2 separate regions of the Homo sapiens genome follow, and region 2 is linked to region 1. Evidence: chromatin loops called from intact Hi-C (ENCODE). Cell type or tissue: Calu3. All regions are shown on one strand. Each heading gives the region's core, and the rest is flanking DNA. Links, peaks and the distances in the headings are about the cores only. Region 1 has its middle 140 kb from the start of TENT5D. Region 2 has its middle 160 kb from the start of BRWD3.

Region 1 (11,300 bases), core at 3,301-11,300:
CCTCAGCAAATGCAAAAGAACAGAAATCATAACAAACCGTCTCTCATACCAAAGTGCAATCAAATTAGAACTCAGGATTAAGAAACTCATTCAAAACCGCAGCACAACTACATGGAAACTGAACAAGCTGCTCCTGAATGACTACTGGGTGAATAATGAAATTAAAGCAGAAATAAATAAGTTATTTGAAACCAATGAGAACAAAGACACAACATACCAGAATCTTAGGGACACAGCTAAAGCAATGTTCAGAGGGAAACTTATAGCACTAAATGCCCACAGGAGAAAGCAGGAAAGATCTAAAATCAACACCCTAACATCATAATTAAAAGAACTAGATAAGTAAGAGCAAACAAATTCAAAAGCTAGCAGAAGACAAGAAATAACTAAGATCAGAGCAGAACTGATGGAGATAGAAACATGAAAAACCCTTCAAAAAATCAATGAATCCAGGAGCTGGTATGTTGAAAAGATCAACAAAATAGAGAGACTGCTAGCCAGAATAATAAAGAAGGAGAGAAGAATCAAATGACACAATAAAAAGTGATAAAGGGGATATCACCATTGATCCCACAGAAATACAAACTACCATCAGAGAATACTATAAACACCTCTATGCAAATAAACTAGAAAATCTAGAAGAAATGGATAAATTCTTGGACACATACACCCTACCAAGACTAAAGTAGGAAGAAGTCGAATCCCTGAATAGACCAATAACAAGTTCTGAAAATGAGGTAGTAATTAATAGCCTACCAACCAAAGAAAGCTCAGAACCAGAGAGATTAACAACTGAATTCTACCAGAGGTACAAAGAGGAGCTGGTCCCATTCCTTTTGAAACTATTCCAAACAACAGAAAAACAGGGACTCCTCCCTAACTCATTTTACAAGGCCAGCATCATCCTGATTCCAAAACCTGGCAGAGACACAACAAAAAAAGAAAATTTCAGGCCAATATCCCTGACGAATGTCGATGCAAAAATCCTCAATAAAATATTGGCAAACCGAATCCAGCAGCACATCAAAAAGTTTATCCACCATGATCACGTCGGCTTCATCCCTGGGATGCAAGGGTGGTTCAACATATGCAAATCAATAAACGTAATCCATCACATAAACAGAACCAATGACAAAAACCACATCATTAACTCAATAGATGGAGAAAAGGCCTTTGATAAAATTCAACACACCTTCAGGCTAAAAACTCTCAATAAACTAGGTATTGATGGAACATACCTCAAAATAGTAAGAGTTATTTATGACAAACCCACAGCCAATATCATAATGAATGGGCAAAAGCTGGAAGCATTCCCTTTGAAAACCAGCACAAGACAAGGATGCCTTCTCTTACCACTCCTATTCAACATAGTATTGGAAATTCTGGCCAGGGCAATCAGACAAGAGAAGGAAATAACAGGTATTCAAATAGAAAGAGAGGAAGTCAAATTGTGTCTGATTGCAGATGTCATGATTGTATATTTAGAAAACCCCATCATCTCAGCCCAAAATCTCCTTAAGCTGATTAGCAACTTCAGCAAAGTCTCAGGATACCAAATCAATGTGCAAAAATCACAAGCATTTCTACACACCAATAATAGATAAACAGAGAGCCAAATCATGAGTGAACTCCCATTCACAATTGCTACCAAGAGAATAAAATACCTAGGAATCCAACTTACAAGGGATATGAAGGACCTCTTCAAGGTGAACTACAAACCACTGCTCAAGGAAATAAGACAGGAAACAAATGGAAAGACATTCCATGGTCATGGATAGGAAGAATCAATATCGTGAAAATGGCCATACTGCCCAAAGTAATTTATAGATTCAATGCTATCCCCATCAAGCTACCACTGACTTTCTTCACAGAATTGGAAAAAGCAACTTTAAATTTCATGTGGAACCAAAAAGGAGCCCACATAGCCAAGACAATCCTAAGCAAAAAGAACAAAGCTGGAGGCATCACGCTACCTAACTTCAGACTATACTACAAGGCTACAGTAACCAAAACAGCATGGTACTGGTACCAAAATAGATATATAGACAAATGGAACAGAACAGAGGCCTCAGAAATAACATCACACATCTACAACCATCTGATCTTTGACAAACCTGACAAAAACAAGCAATGGGGAAAGTATTTCCTATTTAATAAATGGTGTTGGGAAAACTGGCTAGCCCTTGCAGAAAACTGAGACTGGACCCCTTCCTTACAATTTATACAAAAATTAACTCAAGATGGATTAAAGACTTAAATGTTAGACCTACAACCATAAAAACCCTAGAAGAAAACCTAGGCAATACCATTCAGGACATAGGCATGGGCAAAGACTTCATGACTAAAACACCAAAAGCAATGGCAACAAAAGCCAAAACAGACAAATGGGATCTAATTAAACTAAAGAGCTTCTGCTCAGCAAAAGAAACTATCATCCGAATCAACAGCAACCTACAGAATGGGAGAAAATTTTTGCAATCTATCCATCACAACAAAGGACTAATATCCAGAATCTACAAAAAACTTAAATTAAAAAAAAAAACATCAAAAAGTAGGTGAAGGATATGAACAGACACTTCTCAAAAGAAGACATTTATGCAGCCAACAAACATATGACAAAAAGCTCATCATCACTGGTCATTAGAGAAATGCAAATCAAAACCACAATGAGATACCATCTCACACCAGTTAGAATGGCAATCATTAAAAAGTCAGGAAACAACAGATGCTGGAGAGCATGTGGAGAAATAGGAATGCTTTTACACTGTTGGTGGGAGTGTAAATTAGTTCAACCATTGTGGAAGACAGTGTGGCTATGCCTCAAGGACCTAGAACCAGAAATACCATTTGACCCAGCAATCCCATTACTGGGTATATACCCAAAGGTTTATAAATCATTCTACTATAAAGACACATGCACACGTATGTTTACTGCAGTACTGTTCACAATAGCAAAGACTTGGAACCAACCCAAATGTCCATCAGTGATATACTGGATAAAGAAAATGTGGCATATATACACCATGGAATACTATGCAGCCATAAAAAAGGATGAGTTCATGTCTTTGCAGGGACATGGATGAAGCTGGAAACCATCATTCTGAGCAAACTAACACAAGAACAGAAAACCAAACACCACATGTTCTCACTCATAAGTGGGAGTTGAACAATGAGAACACATGGACACTGAGAGGCGAACATCACACACCAGGGCCTGTCAGGACGTGGGAGGCTAGGGGAGGGATAGCATTAGGAGAAATACCTAATGTAGATAATGGGTTGATGGGTGCAGCAAACCACCATGGCACATGTATACCTGTGTAACATACCTGCATGTTCTGCACCTGTATCCCAGAACTTAAAGTATAATAAATAAATTTAAAGAAATAATAATAATTACCATATGAATGTTAATATAGGCATTTTTCTTCTTTACCTAATATGTATTGTAAATTTGAATATTCCATCTTCCATTTTACCTTAGTTTACATAAAAATAAAACAAGTTCAATTTTATAAATATAAATTGAGCTTAAATATCTTCTGAATGTCAACCTTAAGATAATGAATTTACTAATTTTAAAGTATTTTTGTTGAGTCCTAAAAGTGACCCACGTGGAAGGTAATCTTATGATATAAAAGATAATAATACTGGGAAATGATCTGGTCTTCAGAACAAAAGGCCAAACTAATGGTTATCCAATATATTAGATGTACTGTAGATTACCACATTTCCTACTGTGAAGGAAAACTAATATGCTAAAAAAGATAAAACAGGCTAGATAACTCTAGCCTCACCTAATATTTGAGTTAACTTCAATTTCAGTTTTTAGCTCCTGGGCTGCCCTTAGCAGGAATCATTATTTGCATCCAGCCATACAACTGAGTTTCAGAAAAGTTAAGTACACTTGTCTGAGATCATTCTAGTGATAGACATAGGATTTTAATCTAGGTTTGACTGTCTCCAAAGCCTATGATTTTAATCTCCACTGTACCACTCCTCTAGTACATAAACTATCCTTTCTGCGTGTCTCTAAACCATTGGAGTGTATGCCAACTCCGGTATGAAAATACTACAGGGAATATAATATAATGACATTAACAGTCATTATGAGATTTATTATTATTATTATTATTATTTTTTGGAGACAGAGTCTCACTCTGTCACCCAGGCTGGAGTGCAGTGGCATGCTTTCAGCTCACTGCAACCACTGCCTCCTGGGTTCAAGCAATTCTTCTGTCTCAGCCTCTGGAATAGCTGGGATTACATGCGTGCACCACCACGCCCGGCTAATTTTTGTATTTTTTAGTAGAGACGGGGTTTTGCCATGTTGGCCAGGCTGGTCTCGAACTCCTGACCTCAGGTGATCCACCCGCCTCGGCCTCCCAAGTGCTGGGATTATAGGCTTGAGCCATCGCGCCCAGCCCATTGTGAGATTCTATAGACAGATTTTTATTGAAAAAGTAAAGACATAAAATTTAGTTGGGGGAAGCACTAACTCAATCAGCAATTAGATAGTTAAACATCTTTAAAGATGGGCATTGGTGTTTCTACATCAGTGGTTATATCTGTTTCTACTGCCAGTCACCACATATTGACATAGTCTCTTGATTTTTTAGTCACTACCCCAAGGAACATCTGGAAATATCTGGAGACATGCTTGGCTGTCACAACTGTAGGGAGGGGTGCCATTGGTATCTAGTGGGTAGAGGCCAGAGATGCTGCTAAGCATTCTACAGTGCACATGACAGCCCCCAGGATTATCCATCCCAAAATGTCAATAGTATCGAGGTTGTGAAATACTGCTCTAAACCTTATCCAAAAGTTGCCTACTGATTTCATTTACCACTGAGAGTCAGTAAGGCCATAATGTGGCAGCATTCATTTTATAAAACTTCCCTTGCTGCATTTTCAAGCCAAATCGTCTAATTTAGTCTTTAGCAGAAACAGAAACAAGTCCTTAGTCTCTTATAAAGACTATGTTTAAAAGATGGAGTCTTCTGACACAGAATGCCTTTGTTATAATACTTAACAAAAACCACCTTTCTTGTTCCCCTCCATATGGGCTACTTTAGGATTCTAACAAAACAAAATAGCACACAACTTAACCCACAGCCCTGTTCTCGAACATTACAAACCTGATTTTTAATTTATTAATCTCGATTTTAATTCTTTAGCATTAGTGATCTAAAGAGTTGATAAACTTAACTGTTTATTCTAATCAGGTAGTAGCTTAGATAGGATTTATCAACTCTATTTTCCAGATGTCCAAATCTTCTCTTCCCAGGAGAAAAGAAAAAAATAAGACTAAGCCTCATTTCAAACTAGTTCTCTACCTTTGAAAATACATTATAAAACATTAGCATCAATTTTTATTTTTTACTACTACATTATCTTGAACTAAAATTACACCAGAGAATAATAATACAACATGATTTCTACAGCAAAGATATCATAGATAAGTCATTCTCCCATGACATGAAGGGCCTGAAATAAACAGCCCTTCATGTATTATATATCCTGTTTCCAATAGCAATATCACAAAAGGGTATGAATTATTTACTTAAAAGAAACAACCAAATCATTATGCGTAATATTGCTGTCTTCTGAGCCCCTTTCACATTTTGCACATATTACTCAGTTTGCAGTACTCAAACTAGACTTATGACTCAATGGCCTAATCACAGCAGAATTATTTTGGAAGGTCCTTTTTTTAAAAAAAAAAAACTATATATTTCATACATGCAGCGAACAGTAGGTATTGAGCAAATGTTCAAACACTGCTGCTTCCTTTGATCACCTTTGTCTATTTCTTTTCATACACTAAATGAATCTATTTCCAGAGATTTTTAAGAAAATACTAAGATGACTGAAACACAGTCAAATTTTTATGAGCATGGCAAGGAATTGGATGACTGTTTAAAGTCCCTTGAAACACTAAATTCTAGGGTCACAAACCTAACTCTGGCAATTCGTGGTAAAGAGAAATATTTTCATCTATATTACAGAATTTTAGAACCTCTAGATATTAAATCAAGATTTTCCAAAATCACCTGGATAACTTCTTACCTACCTTCATCTGCCATTTCCTGAAGCAGCATATAGAATAAGAAAATGCGGATTTCTATTAAGCATTTGCTTTTTGCATGGTTTTTGGTTTTCTTTTAAAAGAGGGAAACCGGTCTCTAATTTTTTAAAAGAAAGCATTTAAAAAATATTTTGTACCACCAGAGGGAGCTGCATAATTTCAAAATTTTTTTTTTCTGAATAATACTAAATTCTAAAGCTTAAAACTATGAGGTTATGGGGAAATATTAGCAATGAGGTTCACATATAATTTAAATCTTAGTAATATAGATCTCTCCAAGTGAACCAATTTGTAAAAGCTCCATTCTAACCCACTTTACTTTTATTATGTATAATAGATTTAAATTTTAGATTACAATAATCAGAATTGTTCTTTCTGCCAGTTGATGTAAATCTGATATCAAGGCTAACTTTTTCAAATGTCAGAGATGAATAAAATATAAGTATTGAGATATTTACTAAAGTACAGGCATTCTCAGGCAATAGAGTCTGATTAATAATTTAAAAAACTCTTCTAGTTTTTAACTAAGTTATTGAAAATATTTTTAATATACAGGTGGGAATTCTAAGATATGATCCCAGCTCTACCATTAACAATGAGTATGATTTTAAGCCAATCACTAACCTTGCTGTTGGGCCTTAGTTCTTGTTTTCTTTCATTCACTTTAAAAATATTTCCAAAATATCGAAAAAGTTCATGAAATAGTAGATTCCTATGTGCATTAACATTTTGGTTTTAATTCATATCTAAAATAGCATTATTCGTGTTACAAGAATTTACTTAAATTGTATTATACAATGATTTTATTCCATAACTTCCTTTCCTCATTCAACCTTGTAAGATTATATCGAGATCTAGATATCTAGTTCATTCTCTTTAAATTACTGTATGATGTTGCAACACAGAAATAGACTCAGTTTTATTTATCCATTCTATTTTTGGAATTTAGATTTTTCTTAACTTCTCCCTATTATAGAAAATGGTGCAATGAACATTTTCGCACGTGTGTGTGTGTGTGTGTGTGTGTGTGTAAAGAGAGAGAAAGAGATTGATCTATATATATACCATTGTCTACACATGTAGGGGCTGCTTTGTGTATAAATTTGGAAGTGAAAGTACTAGGTTACATACATTTCATATACTGTGATTTATTCAACAATCTTCAAAAATTTTGAACATCTACTTTATGCCAGATATTTTACGTGCTAGGGAGGCACCAATGATGCCCTCATTAAGCTTAAATTCTAGTGTGTACACGAGAAGGGAGGGCAAATAAATTTTTTAAGAAGTATATGGTATATTAGAAAGCGATATATACAGTAGAGAAAAATAAAGCAGGGAAGGTAGACAACAGGAGGCATGGTAGGTATACTGTTGATGCAATTTTAAGTAGGATGGTCAGGAAAAACCTCACTATAAAAATGACTTAAAGACCTAAAGGAGGTAAGATAGTAAGCAACGAGTATGTCTAGAGAAAGAACATTTAAGGGAGAAGAAACTACAAGTGGAATGGCTTTCAGGCAGAAATATACTTGGTGTGTTTGACAAATAACAACAAATCCAGGTGCCTGAGTAGACTGATGAGCAATAACATGTCAGGACAGATCAAGGTAAGGCAGGCCATGTAGAACTTTATGGACCTTTGGAAACAATCTGGCTTTTACTGAGGAAAATGTTGAACCACTTGAAAGTTTTGAGAGGAATGACATGATCTGACTTGTACTAATAGGATTGCTCTCGTTGCTATGCTGAGAACAGACTGTAGATGTTACCAAACTGCTTTTCCAAAGTGGATGTGCCAATTTGAATTCTAATTACTACTCATTAGCAGGGTGTGAGAATTTGGGCAACTAAGTGTGTTCAGCCAGATCTCTCTCCATTTCTGCTGTAAATTTTGGTTAAGTTTTTATGACTAATGTTATATATATATATATATATATATATATATATATATATATGAATGTCTCCAGCACCTGGCACAATACCTGAAACAGGAGAAGGTGCTCAGTGAATGTCAGGTGAATGAGCTGAGAGGCACTTCAGATATCATCATATCCAACTCCTACATTTTACAGTTATGAAAACTGAGGCCCGGGGTAGTCAGTATCTGAGTCAAGGTCCCAAAGTTAATTAGAAGCAGAGTGATGACTAGAAATCAAAGTAACCAAGATAGTGAAACAGAACCTTATAGCAATCACACCCCCTGCAGGAACATCAAATTGAACAACTATCCATGCCAAACAAAAACAACAAACAAACAATAACAACAACAAAAACACCTTCACAAGAGCTAAAGAAACCAGGCGAATGGTCACAGTACCTGGTTTTGGAATAATCACAAGAAAAGATGCAATAAGGAGGGTGGACAGTCTCGCATTGCCTACATTACCCTTTCTGCAACCGTACGCAGCACAGCGTGGAGAGAGAATCTGTCTGCTTGGGGGAGGGAGAGGGAAGTGTGCATGGGACTTTGCCTTGGAATCAGTACCAGCCTGCCACAGTAAAACACAGCACCAAGCAGAACCCTAAGGCCCCTCATTCTAGGCTCGTGCCCAAGGATGGAGCTCCTACATCCGCCACAGGCCAGATGGGAATCTGTGGTCCCAACATGATGAACCCAAGTTGCAGCCTGCTTCACCAACAGCTGACAAAAGTAGCCTTAGGCTCTGAATAAATTTCAGTGGCAGGAAGGCTATCACAACTGCAGTCCTTGACTGAGCCCTGGTGATGCACTGGTCTGGGGCTTTTGGTTTGACACACTGTGACATCAGCTGCAGAGGCCACAGACTATCCACTTCACCCCTCCCCCAACCTCAGGCAGTATAGCATGGATAAAGACTCTTTCCACTTGGAGAGAAAAGAAGTGAGTGAGGGACTTTGCCCAGGGAACTCTCCCTGAATTTTCCCAAGTCCATCAGGGCTGGAAGCCTCAAAGCCCTCAAGAGAGTGGCAGCAAACCTAAGCTTAGGGCACCCTCTAGTGCTGAAACTGCTGCAGTGACCACAAGCTTAGTGAATTCAAAAGTCAGTCATGTTTATTTGAATTCCTGGAAAGCCTTCTGAAGAAGGATGAGGACATACAAGGCCAGACTGCAAAGACTGGAATAAATACATAATTTTTCAATGCTCAGACATCGATGCACATTCACAAGAATCAAGAACACTAAGGGCAATATGACCTCACCAAACAGACTAAAATAACAGTGAACAACCCTGGAGAGATGGAGATGTGTGTACTCTCAGACAGAAAACCCAAAACAGGTGTTTTGAGTAAGCTTAACAAACTTCACAAAAGCAAAGAGAAGCAATTCAGAAATATATCAGAGAAATTTTACAAAGGGATTAAAATAATCAAACAGTAATCCTGGAGCTGAAAAATACAGTGAATGAGATTTAAGAAATGCATTCTTGTCTTATTAGGAGAATTAATCAAGCAAAACAAAGGACCAGTGAGCTTAACAACAGTCTATTTGAAAATAAAGGAAAAAAAGAAAAAGCAATGAAAAATGTTCATGAAATCTATGGGATGGCATCAAAAGGGCAAATGTATGAGTCATTGGCCTTCAAGAGGGAGTAAAGAAAGAGAAAGGGGTAGAAAGCTTATTCAAAGAAAAAATAACAGAAAACATTCTAAACCTAGAGAATGACATAAATATCCAAATGCAGGTAGGTCAAAGATTACCAAGCAGATTTAATCCAAGTAAGACCACCTCAGACAAAAATAATCAAATTCTCAAAGGTCAAGGACAAAGAGAGGATCCTGTAAGCAGTGAGACAAAAGAAGCAAATAGTATACAAAGGCACTGCGATAGGTTTGCTGGCAGACTTAGCAAAAACCTTATAGGCCATGAGAAAATGGGATGAAATACTTGAAGTACTGAAGAAAAAATGCCTGCCAATTAAGACTACTGTATCCAGCAAGCCTATCCTTCAAACATCAAGGTGAGAGAGACTTTCCCAGAAATAGAAAAAAAAGACAATCTTCAAATTCATACAGAAATGCAAAAGACTCTGGATAGTTAAAGCAATCATGAGCAAAATGTACCAAGCTGGGGGCATTAATACAACTTAACTTTAAAATACACCACAAAGCTATAGTAACCCAAACAACATGTTACTGGCCTAAAAACAAACACACAGACAAATAGAACAGAATAGAATAACCAGAAATAAATCCACATGTTTACACCCAACATGTATTTGACAAAGGCACCAAGAACATACACTGGGGAAAGAACAGTTTCTTCAATAAATGGTGCTGGGAAAACTAGACAACCATATGTAGAAGAATAAAACAGACCTCTGTCTCTTACCATATAGAAAACTCAACTCTAAATGGATTAAAGACATAAATGTAAAAACCTTAAATTATGAAACTAATAAAATAAAACAGGGAAATGCTTCATAAAATTGGATCAGGCAAGGAGTTTTTGAATAAGATAACAAAAGCACAGGTCTATTCGTGTGATGGTTACACTGAAAGCTCAGACATTGCTGCGATGCAGCATATGCAGGTAACAAAGCTCCATCTGTACCCCCAAATATAGTTTTTTAAAAAGCACCTTTGGGAGGCTGAGGTGGGAGAATTGCTTGAGGCTAGGAGTTCAAGACCAGACTGGGCAACATAGTGAGACCCCCATCTCTACAAAAAAAAAAAATGAAATTGGCTGGGTGTAGTGGCACATTTGTGTAGTCCGAGCTACTTAGGAGGCCAAAGCAGGAGGACTGCTTGAGCCCAGGAGTTCAAAGTTACAGTGAGCTATAATCACACCATGCACTCCAGCCTAGGTGACAGAGCAAGACCCTGTCTCAAAAACCAAACCAAAAAGCACAGGCAGCAAAAGTAAAAATAGATAAATTACATCAAATTAAAAAGCTTCTGCACAGGAAAAAACACATAAATACAGTGGAGAAAGTACCTACAGAATGGGAGAAAGTAGTTGCAAAAGACCTGAATAGACATTTTTCGAAAGACATACAAATGGCCAACAAGTATGTGAAAAAATGCTCAACATCGGTAATCATCAGGGAAATGTGAGTCAAAACCACAGGGAAATATCACCTCACTCCAGTGAAAATGGCTCTTATCAAAAAGACAAAAAATAACAATTGCTTGTGAGGATATGGAGAAAGGAGAATTCTTAGGCACTGTTTGTAAGGATATTAATTCAGTACAGATATAATGGAAAAGAATATGTAGTTTCCTCAAAAAA
Region 2 (11,437 bases), core at 2,385-10,384, 370 kb after region 1:
TTAAACTAAAAAGCTTCTGCACGGCAAAAGAAATAATTGGCAGAATTAACAGAAAACCCACAGAGTGGGAGAAAATCTTCATAATCTATACATCCAACAAAGGCCTAATATCCAGAATCTACAAAGAACCCAAACAAAGCAAGAAAAGAACAAACAATCCCATCAAAAAGTGGGCTAAGGATATGAATAGACAATTCTCAAAATAAGATATACAAATGGCCAACAAGCATATGTAAAAATGCCAAACATCACTAAATATCAGGGAAATGAAAATCAAAACCAAAATGCAATACCACCTCACTCCTGCATGTATAGCCATAATCAGAAAATCAAAAAATAATCGATGTTGGCATGGATGCAGTGAAAACGGAACACTTACACTGTTGGTGGGAATGTAAACTAATACAACCACTGTGGAAAACACTGTTGGAATTCCTTAAAGAACTAAAAGTAGATACACCATTTAATCCAGCAATCCCATTACTAGGTATCTACCCAAAGGAAAAGAAGTCATTATATGAAAAAGATACTTGCACACACGTTTATAGCAACACAATTTGCAATTGCAAACATATGGAACCAGCTCAAATGCCCATTAGTCAACAAGTGGATAAAGAAAATGTGCCATATATATATGTGTGTGTGTGTGTATGTATGTGTGTGTATATATATACATATATACATATATACATATACATATATATACATATATACACATACATGTATGCATATATATGTATACATACACGTATGCATATATATGTATACGTGTATGTATGCATATGTATGTATGCATATATACATATGTATATATGTGTGTGTGTATATATATAGGAATACTACTCAGCCATAAAAAGGAATGAAATAATGGCATTTGCAGTAACCTGGATGGAATTAGAGACAATCATTCTAAGTGAAGTAACTCACGAATGGAAAAAACAAAGGTCGTATGTTCTCATGCATATGTGGGAGCTAAGCTATGAGGATGGAAAGGCATAAGAATGATACATTGGACTACGGGGACTCAGGGAAAATGGAGGGTGGTGGTGAGGGATAAAAGACCACTCATTAGGTACAGTGTACACTGCTTGGATGATGGGTGCACCAAAATCTCAGAAATCACCTCTGAAGAACTTATTCATGTAACGAAACACCACCTGTTCCCCAAAAATCTATTGAAATAAAAAAATTAAAAATTAAAAACCAAAAAACAAAGTCCTCTTTAACCTTTCCTCTCCTCTTCTCAAGTAGAAAGAAAGAATCTCTCTTGGAGCGGTGCTACCTAGGGTTGGGGAAGGGGTGGCACAAGCACTCTTTTCGATGACCCAGCTGATGTCTCACTGAGTCATGTTATCCCAAGTCCACTGGCTCTGAGCCCAGCATGGCAGCAGGACTTTCCCAAGAATTGCAGTACTTGTGGCTTTGAGAGCCTTTCAAGTTTATTTAGTACCCCAGAGCCCTTTAGTCCATAGTGGCAAGGCTTGTTGGAACTCAGGTTCTGACCACTGGGATGGACGATTCCCCTCTGGCTAGGACTGATCTAGATGCTCCCTCCATGGACACCATCTGAGTTCTGTCCAGTGTTGCCTTCTGACAGGGCAGCACTGCGTTCCAATGCAAAGTCTCACAATCACTGAGCTCTCCTTCCCCCAAGTGCATAGATTCTCTCTCTATGCCATGCAGCCCCTGCTGGGGGTACGGGGGTGGGCTGGGGTCAACAATTAAAGACTTTATTTCCTACTCTCTTCAGGCCCTCTTTCAGTAATATGAAGTTAAAACCAGGTACTGTGAACACTCATCTGATTTTTGGCTCTTATGAAGGTGCATTTTTGTGTGGATAGTTGTTCAAGTTGGTGTTCCTGTGGGATGGGACATTATCTGGAGGCTTCCATTCTGCCATCTCGCTCTACCTCCTCCCTTTCACACTTGTTCTTAAAAGATAATTTGTTGACTACATAATTCTACGTTGAAATTTATATTCTTTCAGCACCTTGAATACATAATTTATCTTCTGTCTTTCATTTTTGCTTTAAGATGTTGGCTGTTAGTTTAATTGCTTTCCATTGTACATCATCTATTTTTCCCTCTAGCTTCTTTTAAAAGTTTCTCTGTGTTTGGGGTATGTCACCAAATGTCTGGACAAGAATTTGTTTTTATTTATCCTGCTTTGTATATTTTTTGCTTCCAATATCTGTGGATACATGTCTTTTATGAGGTTTGGAAAATTCTTAGTCATTATATTTTCAAATATTACATTTTTTTCCATTCTCCTTATTGTTTTATGTGACATATATTAAAATTTCTCATCCTCTGCCTCATAAACTTCTCCTTCATAGTTTCCATTTTTCCTTCTCTGTTGCATTATGTATAGTTTCCTCAGATGTATCTTCCAGTTTGCTAATATTTTCTTAACACTGTCTAATATGCTGTTTAGCACATATGTTGATTTTTTAATGACTGTTTTCAGTGTTTTAAGTTTCATTTGGATATATATATGTATATGTTATATATATATGTATGTTATATATATATATGTTTTGTTGGCTACTTATTTTTAGATGTTGGCGTGCATTTCAAAAAATAGTTTGTCTTAGTCTGTTTTGTGTTGCTATAAATGAATAAGTGAAAGTTGGTAGTTTACAAAGAAAATAGGATTATTTTAACTCATATTCCTATAGGCTGGAAAATGAAGGACATGGCTCTGGCTTCTGGCAATGACATTCATGCCATGTTACAACATGGTGGAGAAGATCAAAGGAAAACCAGAACCATCCAATAAGGGAAAAACCTGAGGGACATCTTGAGTTTATAACAACCGACTCTTGAAAGAACTAATTCATTCCCATGAGAGCCAATATAGTCTTGCAAGAGTTAAAACACACTCACTACTCAAGAACAGCATGAAGCCATTCATGAGGGACCTGCTCCCATGACTCAAACACTTCTCTCTAGGTTCTACCTCTCAGCACTGTACCTTTGGGAATCAAATTTCAATGTGAGTTTTCATGGGGACAAACAAACCATATCCAAACTATAGCGCAGTTCATGCACAGTTGTTTTATAATCTGTAGGTGATTATTCAAATAACTAAAGGAAGTCTGTTGGAATGTAAGCCTATTGTTTGTTTTTTATTTGTTTGCATTCACTCATAATGGTTTTGTCCTTGTGTGTTTGGTAATATTTTATAGTGAGATCATAGTTAATTAATATTTATCTGTGAGACTGCAAGGGATTTAGATTCAAGATGTTTTCCTCCAGAGAAGATCTGCTTTTGCTTCTGCGTTGCCAGGGTACATTACAAACCTGAGATCACTGTAGCTCTTTTGCAGGGGTGGATCTTGGCCTAGTGCCCACAGGCTCAAATTCAGCTCCCTTGATTTCTGCCAGTTCAATATTTGTGTCCTTATCCATGTCAGCGCTAATAATAATATTTATCCTCATATCTAAGCCATCTTTCTGCTTACTTGTTGCTAGCTGCACTGTTTCAGATTACCCACTTTTTGGCTAGCAGAGAATGTGCCTAGAAACTTTCTGTTACTTTTTGAGCCCAGCAATACATTAAACATCTGTTTTATTGAGAATGTATTTGATGCATTGTGAGAAAGTTCCTCAACATATCTAGTCCACTATACAACCAGACATTCTCTTCCCACTCTTGCTTCAATGAACTGGCATCTGGATTTTTTTCTCTCACCTTTTATCAGAAACTGTCATTAAAAGATCACCTAAGAGCTTCACAGTACTAAATCTAATAGAAGTTTCTGTCCTTGTCAGCACTTGACCTATCTGCCCTTGACTATCTCAGTTTCCTTTGTAAATTGTAATATCATCCATCCCTTAAATGTTTCTGTTCTTTGGGATTTTAATCTTAACCCTTTCCTTTTAAACCCACACACTTTCTATGATCAATCTGATTTATTCTTCTTGCTCTGGCTACCATCTATATATTGATAACTCCCAACACTGTCTTCATCCCAAACAAACCGGTCTATTCAACTGCCTGCAGTACTTGAATGTTCCATAGTTCCTTTATATTCAACATGTTCAAAACTAAATTTATCATCTTGCTGTCATACTCCCAACTCCTTCTTTCTCCTGTGTTCTCTATTCATACTGCACAAGCCAGAAAACAGTCCATTATTCATAATGTTTTCTTCTCTTAAGGTTTTCACATTCAATAAACCACCAAGTCTGACTATTCTACATCTCTGGAGCCATCTACTTTTCTCCAGCTTCAGTGCCATTGCCCTGGTAAAGATAAGTCACTTTCATCTCTTGCTTGGAGTATAGTGACAGCCTCTTAACTGGTTTCTCTGCCTGTCCTCTTGAACCCTCTCCTTCCCACCACCCAATACTGTCTCCATACTATAGTGAATAAGTTTTCTAAAATATAATCCTGTTACTATTTTGCTTAAAAGAACAACTAGTGATTGATTACAGGATAAAATTCAAATTCTTTTCCCAAGATCCTTTGAGATCTGGCCTCTGTCTATCATCCAGCTTCACGTCTCTGTCATACTACATTCCCCTTCCATGGCTGTCACAATACTTGAAGGAATATTGAGTTACTTCCAGTTTCCCAAATATGTTTTCTCAAACAGAAGTGCCTCTGTTCTTACTCCTCCCTCTCTCTCTAATCCCCTTACTTGTTGTCTTTAATAGTTGTGTGAGGTGTTCTCTTAATATCCTGAATTTACCTTTAGTTTGTGTTTGTCTTATTGCACTGTAAATACCTTCTGTCTTCTTCATTAGACTGTGTCTTAAGGATGGTCTATGCCTCATTTATCACAACACCTAAACATACAAGGCATTCAACAAATGTTTGCAACAAGAAAATGGAAGAAAACTAGCCTGCTAGCTTAGCTTTATTTGTAACATACTGTTGCAAACTGTACTGAGAAAGAGCAAAATGAATGTGCAAGTGCTTTAAGCCCTCTGGCCAACTATCAATTCCACATCTAACCTTAATGCATGTATGAGTGTAGTATATGCTAATCTCAGCCCATTGCTGCTCTTCAATTAGTTACAGAGAGTTCAATTAACTTCATACTCTAGTGCCAAGAATACTAAAGGTATGGTGTATGGACCATACCTTTATCAAGCCTTTATCAGCACTGATACGGTCCATATCAGATATGGACCATACTTTATTAAGCCTTTATCAGCAATAGAAGTAGGAGAATCTTAGCAACTATTTACTTAAGGAGTTCTGGACCTATCTTTAAGTTTCTACTTTTATTTGTTTCTTCTGATTACAAAATGAAGATGGGTTGTTAGATTAGTGTTACTTAAATATTAACATTTTTAGATCTAAAAGTTAACCTAATGAATTTTCAATAATGAGTTTTGTTTTTTGTTTTTTGTTTTTTTTAATGAAAACAAGATGAGAATTTGTATCTTAAGGAAGGAGAGGAAGGGTGGACCGAAGCATCTAATGTTCTTGTTTCTACTTTTTAACCTATTTCTGCTGCTGCCATCTAGTGTTCTGTCTGTGCTGTCTGCATTTGCTTTTTAGCATTAACTCTGTATTCCTAAATGCCACTTCAGGAAGGGATCTGGATATTCTGATTTTTCTGTTCAATGTTCTTTCTATTTCATGACACTTAGGATCAAATATGCCATAGTAATAACAACTGTAGCTCCAAGCTGTGAAGGTCTTTGCAGTTTACAAAGTGCTTTTACACTCTTATAATCTCAGAAGATTGTTTCTAACAGTGGCTTTTCAATGATCCAACAACTACAAATTTTCTAAGGAAAATAATCATAGCATGTCAGAGGTGGAAAAGCTATTAGAGCACAGCTAGCCAAGTGGTTTTTATTTTTTTATTTAGTGTGTGTGTGTATATATAGCTAATACCTATTAAAGTTGTTGGGTAAATTAATCCCATATGATAAACATGAATTAAAACCTTAAGTCAATAAAAACATTTCCCTTCAATAAACACTCTGCTTTGTCAATAAGTTTTTGCTCAATCTTGTTCTCAAGTATACATGTTAACAGTCTTTGAAAATATTTAAGTAAATGTATCAGTATTTCAGAAATGTTAATTGCCCTTCCTAGCAAGTAGACTTAGATGGGAATTCATCTTTAAACCATGCTACTTTCTATCCTGGAGGATTCCAGGGAGGTGACTTGTAGGGAGAGATAATGCTAATGATAGTTCTTCATCAGTACCCCCTGTCCCCACCTCAAAATAGACACACACCTCCTGTATCTAAGAGCATTGTTTTACTACTTTTATATGTTCTATCTTTTTGGGTTCTATATAATTTTTTTTCCTGCATATAGTTTTGTCCAGATCCAAGATTTCACTCCTTAAAAGTTGAAAATCCATTTTACAGCTGAGAAAATTGAAGTTCAGAAAGGTTATGTCATGAGTAAAAGGTCACACAGTTATCAAGTAGCAGAGTAAGGACTGGAACCCAGGTCTGCCTGATTCCAAGGCTCAAGCTGGCTTCTCAGACAATGAAGTTGGTTATAATGAAAGACATTAAATCCAGATAGTTAAAACAAATAAATAGTCAGGCAAGAAAACAAAGGTCTTTTTAAAAATTGTGGTAAAATATACATAACATTAATTTTACCATTTTAACCATTCAAAGTATACAACTTAGTGTCATTAAGTACATTTACAATGTTGTGTAAGCATCACCACTATCTATTTCCAGAACTTTTTCATTATCTTAAACAGAAACTACATACCCATTAAACAATAATTCTTTTTGGCCATAATACAAGTCAAAAAACAATAGATGTTGGTGAGAATGTGCTTAAAAGGAAACACTTCTACATTGCTAGAGGGAATGTAAATTAGTATAACCACTATGGAAAACAATATGGAGATTCCTTAAAGAACTAAAAGTAAATTTACTCTTCGATCCAGCAACTACACTCAGAGGAAAAGAAGTCATTATATGAAAAAGACACATGCACACACATGATTATAGCAGCACAATTTGCAATTGCAAAGATATGAAACAAACTTAAGTGCCCATCGGCCAATGAGTGGATAAACAAAATATGGTATATATATACCAGGGAATACTACCCAGCCATAAAAAGGAACCAAATAATGTCTTTTGCAGCAACTTGGATGGAGTTGGAGGCCATTATTCTAATTGAAGTAACTCAGGAATGGAAAACCAAATATTGTATGTTCTCACTTATAAGTGGGAGCTAAACTATGAGGACACAAAGAAGTATACAGTGATATAATGGACTTTGGGAACTCATGTAGGGGAAAGGATGGGAAGTAAGTGAGGGATAAAAGACTATGTATAGGGTACAATGCACACCGCTCAGGTGATAGGCACACTAAACATTCAGAATTTACCACTTAACTCATCCATGTAACCAAAAACAACCTGTACCCCAAAAAACTGTTGAAAAATAATAATTAAAAATAATTCCCAATTCTCCCCTCTACTATGCCCTGACAAACACCAAATACTCTCTATGAATCTGAATTCTCTAGTTACCTCATATAAGTGGAATCATAAAATATTTGGCCTTTTGTGACTAGTTTATTTCACGAAAATAATGTCTTTGAGGTTCATCCATGTTGTAACATGCATCAGAATTTCCTTCCCTTTTAAGGCTGAATAATATTCCATTGTATGGAACATATACCATGTATTGTTTATCCATTCATGGACATTTAGGTTGTTACACCTTTTGCTTATCATGAATAATTCTGCTGTGAAAGTTGGTGTACAAATATTCATTTGAGTCCCTGCTTTCAATTCTTTTATACCTCAGAATGGAATTGATGGATCACATGATATTTTTATATTTAACTTTTTGAGAAACTATCAAACTGCTTTCTATAATGAAGAAGACTTTTTAAGACAAACGAGTCCGGTTCCAAAATGGCCGAATAGGAACAGCTCCAGTCTACAGCTCCCAGCGTGAGCAACACAGAAGACGGGTGATTTCCAACTGAAGTACCAGGTTCATCTCACTGGGGCTTGTCGGACAGTGGGTGCAGGACAGTGGGTGCAGCGCACCGAGTGTGAGCTGAAGCAGGTTGAGGCATCACCTCACCCAGGAAGCACAAGTGGTCAGGAAATTCCCTTTGCTAGCCAAGCAAAGCTGTGACAGACGGCACCTGGAAAATTGGGTCACTCCCACCCTAATATTGCGCTTTTCCGATGGTCTTAGCAAACGGCACACCAGGAGATTATATCCTGTGCCTGGCTCGGAGGGACCCATGCCCAAGGAGCCTTGCTCACTGCTAACACAGCAGTCTGAGATAAAACAGTAAAGTGGCAGCGAGGCTGGGGGAGGGGTGCCCATCATTGCTGAGGCTTGAGTAGGTAAACAAAGTGGCCAGGAAGCTCGAACTGGGTGGAGCCCACCACAGCCCAAGGAGGTCTGCCCACCTCTGTAGACTCCACCTCTGCGGGCAGGGCATAGCCAAACAAAAGGAAGCAGAAGCCTCTGAAGACTTAAATGTCCCTGTCTGACAGCTTTGAAGTGAATAGTGGTTCTCCCAGCATAGAGTTTGAGATCTGAGAACAGACAGAGTGCCTCCTCAAGTGGGTCCCTGATCCCTGAGTAGCCTAACTGGGAGGCACCCCCCAGTAGAGGCAGACTGACACCTCACACGGCCAGGTACCCATCTGAGATGAAACCTCCAGAGGAACGATCAGACAGCAACTTTGGCTGTTCGGCAATATTCACTGTTCTGAAGCCTCCACTGCTGATACCCAGGCAAACAAGGTCTGGAGTGGACGTCCAGCAAACTCCAACAGACCTGCAGCTGAGGGTTCTGACTCTTAGAAGGAAAACTAACAAACAGAAAGGACATCCACACCAAAACCCCATCTGTATGTCACCATCATCCAAGACCAAAGGTAGATAAAACCACAAAGATGGGGAAAAAACAGAACAGAAAAACTGAAAAATCTAAAAATCAGAGCACCTCTCCTCCTCCAAAGGAACGCAGCTCCTCACCAGCAATGGAACAAAGCTGGACAGAGAACGACTTTGATGAGTTGAGAGAAGAAGGCTTCAGATGATCAAACTACACTGAGCTAAAGGAGGAAGTTCGAACCCATTGCAAAGGAGTTAAAAGCCTGGAAAAAAGATTAGACGAATGGCTAACTAGAATAACCAATGCAGAGAAGTCCTTAAAGGACCTGATGGAGCTGAAAATCATGGCACGAGAAATACGTGATGAATGCACAAGCTTCAGTAGCTGATTTGATCAACTGGAAGAAAGGGTATCAGTGATTGAAGATCAAATGAATCAAATGAAGCAAGAAGAGAAGTTTACAGAAAAAAGAAAAGAAAAATGAACAAAGCCTCCAAGAAATATGGGACTATGTGAAAAGACCAAATCTACGTCTGATTGGTGTACCTGAAAGTGAGGGGCAGAATGGAACAAAGATGGAAAACACTCTGCAGGATATTATCCAGGAGAACTTCCCCAATCTAGCAAGGCAGGCCAACATTCAAATTAACGAAATACAGAGAACGCCACAAAGATATTCCTCGAGAAGAGCAACTCCAAGACACATAATTGTCAGATTCACCAAAGTTGAAATGAAGGAAAAAATGTTAAGGGCAGCCAGAGAGAAAGGTTAGGTTACCCACACAGGGAAGCCCATCAGACGAACAGCTGATGTCTCGGCAGAAACTCTACAAGCCAGAAGAGAGTAGGGGCCAATATTCGACATTCTTAAAGAAAACAATTTTCGACCCAGAATTTCATATCCAGCCAAACTAAGCTTCGTAAGTGAAGGAGAAATGAAATCCTTTACAGACAAACAAATGCTGAGAGATTTTGTCACCACCAGGCCTGCTCTACAAGAGCTTCTGAAGGAAGTACTAAACATGGAAAGGAAAAACCGGTACCAGCCACTGCAAAAGCATGCCAAATTGTAAAGACCATCAAGGCTAGGAAGAAATTGCACCAACTAACGAGCAAAATAACCAGCTAACATCATAAAGACAAGATCAAATTCACACATAACAATATTAACCTTAAGTGTAAATGGGCTAAATGCTCCAATTAAAAGACACAGACTGGCAAATTGGATAAAGAGTCAAGACCCATCAGTGTGATGTATTCAGGAAACCCATCTCATGGGCAGAGACACACATAGGCTCAAAATAAAGGGATGGAGGAAGATCTAACAAGCAAATGGAAAACAAAAAAAGGCAGGGGTTGCAATCCTAGTCTCGGATAAAACAGACTTTAAACCAACAAAGATCAAAAGAGACAAAGAAGGCCATTACATAATGGTAAAGGGATCAATTCAACAAGAAGAGCTAACTATCCTAAATATATATGCACCCAATACAGGAGCAGCCAGATTCATAAAGCAAGTCCTTAGAGACCAACAAAGAGACTTAGACTCCCACACAATAATAATGGGAGACTTTAACACCCCACTGTCAACATTAGACAGATCAACGAGATGGAAATTTCACAAGGATATCCAGGAATTGAACTCAGCTCTGCACCAAGCAGACCTAATAGACATCTACAGAACTCTCCACCCCAAATCAACAGAATATACATTCTTCTCAGCACCACACCACACCTATTCCAAAACTGACCACATAGTTGGAAGTAAAGCACTCCTCAGCAAATGTAAAAGAAAAGAAATTATAACAAACTGTCTGTCAGACCACAGTGCAATCAAACTACAACTCAGGATTAAGAATCTCACTCAAAACTACTCAACTACATGGAAACTGAACAACCTGCTCCTGAATGACTACTGGGTACATAACAAAATGAAGGCAGAAATAAAGATGTTCTTTGAAACCAACAAGAACAGATACAATATACCAGAATCTCTAGGACACATTTAAAGCAGTGTGTAGAGGGAAATTTATAGCACTAAATGCCCACAAGAGAAAGCAGGAAAGATCTAAAATTGACACCCTAACATCACAATTAAAAGAACTAGAGAAGCAACAGCAAACACATTCAAAAGATAGCAGAAGGCAAGAAATAACTAAGATCAGAGCAGAACTGAAGGAGATAGAGACACAAAAAACCCTCCAAAAAATCAATGAATCCAGGAGCTGGCTTTTTGAAAAGATCAACAAAATTGATAGACCGCTAGCAAGACTAATAAAGACGAAAAGAGAGAAGAATCAAATAGACGCAAATAAAAACTGACAAAGGGGATATCACCACCGATGCCACAGAAATACAAACTACCATCAGAGAATACTATAAATACCTCTACACAAATAAACTAGAAAATCTAGCAGAAATGGATAAATTCCTCGACACATACACCCTCCCAAAACTAAACCAGGAAGAACTTGAATCTCTGAATAGACCAATAACAGGCTCTGAAATTGAGGCAATAATTAATAGCTTACCAACCAAAAAAAGTCCAGAACCAGATGGATTTACAGCTGAATTCTACCAGAGGTACAAAGAGGAGCTGGTACCATTCCTTCTGAAACTAG

Evidence for each region. A loop is a pair of places that touch in the nucleus more often than their neighbours do. Peaks named below come from ENCODE experiments on the same cell type or tissue, not always from the same donor. Only the 100,000 strongest peaks of a DNase experiment are listed, where the experiment ranks them.
Region 2: a loop joins it to region 1, with 11 times the contacts of the local background. A loop is called at or near these places in 4 of 110 quality-filtered maps.

Annotation. Positions count from the first base shown.
Region 1 is chrX:80,276,503-80,287,802 of GRCh38, forward strand. It overlaps the pseudogene CHMP1B2P. Among named protein-coding and RNA genes, the nearest start is that of TENT5D, 140 kb to the right of the region's middle. In Calu3, for the core only: no CTCF peak of the experiment used is centred there; a DNase peak (open chromatin) is centred at 9,059.
Region 2 is chrX:80,642,732-80,654,168 of GRCh38, forward strand. No RefSeq gene overlaps it. Among named protein-coding and RNA genes, the nearest start is that of BRWD3, 160 kb to the right of the region's middle. In Calu3, for the core only: a CTCF peak has its summit at 5,478 (motif pointing left); no DNase peak of the experiment used is centred there.